Linked DNA regions of Homo sapiens: region 2 is linked to region 1. Evidence: chromatin loops called from intact Hi-C (ENCODE). Cell type or tissue: transverse colon. All regions are shown on one strand. Links, peaks and the distances in the headings refer to the core of each region. The heading gives the core; the rest is flanking DNA.

Region 1 (2,906 bases), core at 206-2,705:
AACCCTGACCGGCAGGGGTGACTTGGCTAGCAAGGCGGAGCAGACAGACTCCAGCCTGAAAGCAGGCAAGGTGGTCGTTCACAGCGGACTCTCTCTGTCCCCACAGCAACAGCATGATAAGAGCTGCCATTTATTAGGCATTTAGTCTGTGTGAAGCCCTGGGTTGAGTTAGCTCATGTTTTCTTCGTGACCGAGTAGGTGCCAGTGTTATCTTTACTTTAGGGACGAGCGCACAGGCTCTGAGAGGTTCAGTCATTTGCTTAAGGCTGTACACATCATAAGGCTTCATCCTGGGTCTGTTGGCTCTTGGGGCTGTGTCAGAAGAAGGGTGTCTCACATGGCTATTGTTAGGGGGCGTCCCGGAGTCCTGTTCGGGCCCAGGGCATTGAGGATTCTGTTTGTTAGGTCTGCGGTGGGATCTCAGCAGCCAGATATGCCCCATACCCTGTTCAGAACCACTGGGCGTCCAGAGCACGTGGAAATTCAGGCACACGGAAACCCAGCCCTCTCTGGGACACTGTAGGTGACACTGCTGACCTTTAGGTCCCCAAGAGCAGAAATCATGACACCTGGAAGTGCAAAAGGAGATCAGGAAGGTGCCAGAACTTCTGTGGTATCGCTCCCCCTCCCATACGCAGAGTATGGTCGGCGGGGAAGGACGTGAGGTTGGCATGACCCACATGGGCACCCGGCCATCCTGGCTACCCCGGCCAGACAAGCGACCTTGCATAGGCTAGAGAATATGACTTGTCCTGGACTCCTCCAGAAAATGGTGGGGGGATGCTGCTGGCTCCTCCTACCCTGGCCGCGGCCATCAGTTTGGTCCTGGGAAGGCTGGTGGCAGCTTCAAAGCTGGTGGCCAACATCTGGGGCTCTTGAAGCCTGCAGCTCACATTCCTTAAAGGAGAAGGTGGGAGTGGACCGGGGGCAGATTCTGGGGCTACCAGGCCCGTCACTCTCCCCACAGGCCCCTCCTTCAGACAACAGAGAGTTTACCGCATCCCTGTCCTAGACGGTGGCCGCAGGCTCTCAGACGGGCACTCCCTTCTGGCAGAAGCTGCTGTTAGCTTTGCCACACTCCCCACAGAGGCACCGCAGTTTGGAGAGGTGCTTAGGAGGGGCGAGCTACGGCCTTGAATCGTTTCAAGGCTGCACTCGCCAGTCTTCTTTGCTGTATTATTCTCCAGAACAAGCTCCTCCCTGTGGCCTGCATGAAAACTCGGTGGCTGTTTCTCCACTGTCAGAAAAGGTGACGTTTTTGTACACCTGGACCTAGAAGAAATCAGGCTGGGCTTAAAGAAGATCAGGCAGCAGACCAAAAGACACTTAAACTGTGACTCCTTTTGGTTTGTTTGTTTTGCAGGGAGAGGCAATTAGTGGAAATTCTTGGCCGCTTCTGAGCTGCTGATGGCAGTGTCTTGAGGGAGAGGCGCTGGGAGGAGAGGCAGCCGCGGGGAGGGGCCGTGTGGGTAGGGACAGTCAGTAGCATTCGAATGAGCCTTAAATCTATGGGAGATGGGACCCCCCAGTGTCTCAGAGACTGCGAGAAATTGAGCCCTGGAGTAGTCAGTGGTGTGCTGAGGGCTGACAGCTGTGGGCAAAGCTTCCCTGCATGACTGAGTGGACACCAGACATCTTTCTGGGCCAACTCTGTCTCCTCCTGGCTCCCAAACCCGCATTTCCCTTTCCCAGGCTCAGTGGTAGGTGTGCTTACCCCATCCTCGTGGGGCCCAGGGGGTCCACATCCAGTTTTCCTTCCTGACTGCCAGTATCGGTGACCTGTAGTGACTTCAGGCCCCATGCCAGGGGCACAGGCTGCCCACCAGCTCCTGCCTCACCCTACAGTGGACCCACTTCCAGTCCCTCGAGGTGGGCCTGGGTGTCTGATGAGCTGGCTGACCTGGACACTGTTCCCTGGGCTCTCCCTCCCTGGCCACCCTCCTCCTGCATCTTCTGTCCATCTTTTCTTCTCTCCACCCTTCCCACAGGCCCTCCCAAGGTCCCTACCTAGGATGAGCACAGTGATGCTGAAAAGAAAACCTTCCATTCCTGGAGGCGCTGAACCAGGCCCTGCACTAGGAGCTTGGCGCGCGGCCGGACCCAGGCGCCCAGTGTCACCCCGTGTGCCAGAAACTGCCTCCTGCTGCCACCCAAGGGGCAGGGGCTGGCAATTGTGGAAAACACAGGAGTCACAGTCCACCTTTCGGAGGTTGGCCAAGATGTCTCCAGAGGAAAAGACATTAAAGAGGTTGGCCAAGATTCCTCCAGAGGAAAAGACATTAAAGAGGTTGGCCAAGATTCCTCCAGAGGAGAAGACATTAAAGAGGTGTGTGTGTGTGTAAATGAGTGCGTGTGCGTGTGCATGTGAGTGTGTATGTGTGAGACCACACTTGTACCAGGCCTAACTTCTAGGCCCCATGTGAGGGGATGGTGGGGTACAAGACAGTGAGGCCCAGGTGCTCCCTGAGGGTGACCATGATGCTGGGGAGCCCACAGGAGTGGAGCTCAGCTCCTGCCAGTGGCAGTGTCTCCCTGCTGCCCCTGGCCTCGGCCATGAAGGTTCTCCACACAGGGCTCTTCTTGGGACAGCTGGGATTGTTGTTGTCATTGTTGTTATTTTATTTATTTTTTTCAAGGCAGAGTCCCGCTCTGTCACCCAGGCTGGAGTGCAGTGGCGCAATCTCAGCTCACTGCAACCTCTGCCTCTTCAATTCAAGCGATTCTCTTGCCTCAGCTTCCTGAGTAGCTGGGATTAGAGGCACACACCACCCCGCCCAGCTAATTGTTTTGTATTTTTAGTAGAGATGGGGTTTTGCCATGTTGGTCAAGCTGGTCTCGAAATCCTGACCTCAGGTTATCCTCCTGCCTTGGCCTCCCAAAGTGCTGAGATTACAGGCGTGAGCCAC
Region 2 (2,906 bases), core at 231-2,730, 240 kb after region 1:
TGACAAGCTCCCGGGTGATACGGATGTTGCTGTCAAGGGTCACACTTTGAGAGCCACTACATTAAGTAATAAAGAAAATTCAAAAATATATGCAACCTGATATCATTGTGGTTATGTGTAAATAAATGATTAAGATACTGGTGGGGCACAGTGACTCACACCTGTAATCCCAGTACTTTGGGAAACTGAGGCAGATGGATCACCTGAGATCAGGAATTAAAGACCAGCCTGGTCAACATGGTGAAACCCTGTCTCTACTAAAAATATAAAAATTAGCTGGGTGTGGTGGCACACGCCTGTAGTCCCAGCTACTCTGGAGGCTGAGGCAGGAGAATCGCTTTAACCAGGGAGGTGGAGGTGGCAGTGAGCTGAGGTCACACCACTGCACTCCAGCCTGGGCGACAGAGCAAGACAATGTCTCAAAAAAAGAAAAAAAAGATACTATCAGTCACTGTCTCTGTGTAATGACATCGATTCGAGGCTTTTTATCATTTTATTTTTTTTTCTGAAAAAAAGTTGTCTGCAGTAAACACAGTTATTTTTGTAATGAGAGAAAAATATTTAGGCACTTCCTTCATGACACCTCCCCAGGCATCCCCAGAGAGAAGTAACTGCCCCTCCCATCTCCCCCTTTCTGCTGGTGTCCTGCGGAGCTCTCCCTTCTGCCTTGTGTGGGTTAAGCTGTCCCCACACCTGTCCCCATCAATAGGCAGGAAATGCCTTACACAGGAACTCTAGCTCAGGCACCTCCCTGTCCCCACACAGGGCCTGGCATAGCGCATCTTTCTCCATCCAAAGCCAGTGGGAACTCACAAAGTGGGGTGGAGGTCATAAAACGAACGTGGACTCCCCAGTCCAGTGGCCTGGGACAAGCCTGAATTCTGCCACTGCTTGGCTTTGAGCTGTTTGGTCCCAACTATGGGTTCTGGGTTCTGGAATGGCCTAGCCTGCCCCCACTGGCCACCAGCTTGGCCTTCATAGCACCCAAAACCATAGCACCACCCCAGTTGGCTCCACATCAAAGGCCCTCCCCCACCAGGAAGCATTCTGGTTACCAAAATGGTCATTGGTGATGGCACCATTGTCCAGAGAGTCCCTGCAGGCCTGGAGATGCATTCCTTCAGGCCCAAAGACATGACTAGAAAACTGCACAATTGTCCTAACTCCAACACTTACCAGTAGCATGACCCTATATAAATAAACTTGCTATCTCTGCATCTTTATTTACCCACTTGTCCCATAATAAGGTTGCATTAGAGAAGTGACACTCACACTGCCCCCTCCTCAACCTCCCCCTGACAGACATGATTAATCAATCACATTATCCTATCTCCCTGAGCCAGGAAGCAGCCTCAGAATTTTCTTAACGCTAATTTCCAAGCATAGTTCTCCAATGCAAGCAAACCTTCAAGATAAAAGTTATTAAAATTAATTAATTGATTTTTTAAAAATATAAAAGCCATTTGCCATTGCTGACCTATATTATTCCCTGTTTCCCTGAAACCTAGAACAATGCTCAGCAGAGTAGCCATAGTCAATCTTCGTTCAATGAATCTACATGGATACACACCAGCTGTCACCGGTTATTATGAAAGGGAAATCTTTGGTAGCCACCAACCATCCTGTGCAAACTCCAGACCAACTACTTCCTCCTTCCAGGATCCCTGACCATTGAGTTGGCGCCCTCTGCTGTCCGTTGGCTGGTACTGCAAAGGACTGTCCATTCTCAGCCCTAAGGAACTGTGAAAATTGAGCAGAGAACGATGCCAGCCATTGACCTCGTAGTAAACAGACCCAAACTTCCTCATCATGATGACCTCCTGGGGTGGCTTTGGATGCAGTCGGCTGCAAGCCCCGCCAGACACCATGCACGTGAGTATCATTTAGTCTCTTTGAGCTTTGTTTTATCCTCCTCCCCTCTCCTTCCTGTGTCATCCGCAGAACTGAGGGCCCTCTGTTCCAATTCTCTCACTCCACAGCTGATAGGATTGAGGCCAAGTGAGGAGAGGGGATCAGTTCAAGGTCTCACACACCACTCAAACCAGAACTCGGGTCCCCATACTCCCAGCTCTGGGCTCATTGACACACCAGGTTGCCTTCCTCTTCTCTAACAGGTGGGACAGGACAGGCACAGTGGCTCACGCCTGTAATCCCAGCACTATGGGAGGCCGAGGTGGGTGGATCATGAGGTCAGGAGTTTGACACCAGCCTGGCCAACATGGTGAAACCCTGTCTCTACTAAAAATACAAAAATTAGCCAGGCATGGTGGCACACACCTGTAATTCCAGCTGCTCAGGAGGCTGAGGCAGGAGAATTGCTTGAACCTGGGAGGTGGAGATTGCAGCGAGCTGAGATCACGCTATTGCACTTCAGCCTGGGCGACAGAGCAAGACTCTGTCCCCCAAAAGAATCAGATAGGAAAGAAACTGCCCTGGGCTTGGAGTCCTTGCGTTCTCCAAGGGCTTCACCCACTTGCCGCGGGGTGGGGGACGGGGGGTGAGTTCTGCCTGGAGCTAAGGAGTTAGAGGGCCCCAGTTCAAACTCTCTGGCATCTTCTCGACATCTCTTTACCAAGATCTGCCTCATTTGGCCTCTACCCATCTCTCTGATGTCATCTCCCCACCCTTGCCCCCCATTCACTCTGCTCCAGCCATAACGGATGGCCTCGTTCCAACCTCAGGGCTCTTGCACTTGCTGTGGCCTTTTGTGGAACCTCCTGTCCCCAGATCTTCGCATGACTGAGTCCATCCTGTTTTTCCTCAAATGTCGTCTCTGCTGAGAAGCCTTCCTCCACCACCTGAAGGAAGTCCTCCCTCCCACCCCCACAGAGGTTTTGTCTGTGTCCTAGCCCCCAGCACTTGCATGGGCACTCAGCAGGCACTCAACTAACAGTTGTTGATTAGAT

What was found. Hi-C counts contacts between places; a loop is a spot of excess contacts. Peaks named below come from ENCODE experiments on the same cell type or tissue, not always from the same donor. Only the 100,000 strongest peaks of a DNase experiment are listed, where the experiment ranks them.
Region 2: it touches region 1 in a loop (2.5-fold over the local background); 17 of 110 quality-filtered maps call a loop at or near these places.

The regions. Positions count from the first base shown.
Region 1 is chr1:24,861,200-24,864,105 of GRCh38, forward strand. It overlaps LOC105376876 (a long non-coding RNA gene), which reads left to right. Exons shown (of 3, transcript XR_947082.3): 2 at 1,989-2,326. Among named protein-coding and RNA genes, the nearest start is that of MIR6731, 57 kb to the right of the region's middle. In transverse colon, for the core only: no CTCF peak of the experiment used is centred there; a DNase peak (open chromatin) is centred at 1,431.
Region 2 is chr1:25,099,925-25,102,830 of GRCh38, forward strand. No RefSeq gene overlaps it. Among named protein-coding and RNA genes, the nearest start is that of LINC02793, 60 kb to the left of the region's middle. In transverse colon, for the core only: a CTCF peak has its summit at 1,698 (motif pointing left); a DNase peak (open chromatin) is centred at 1,697.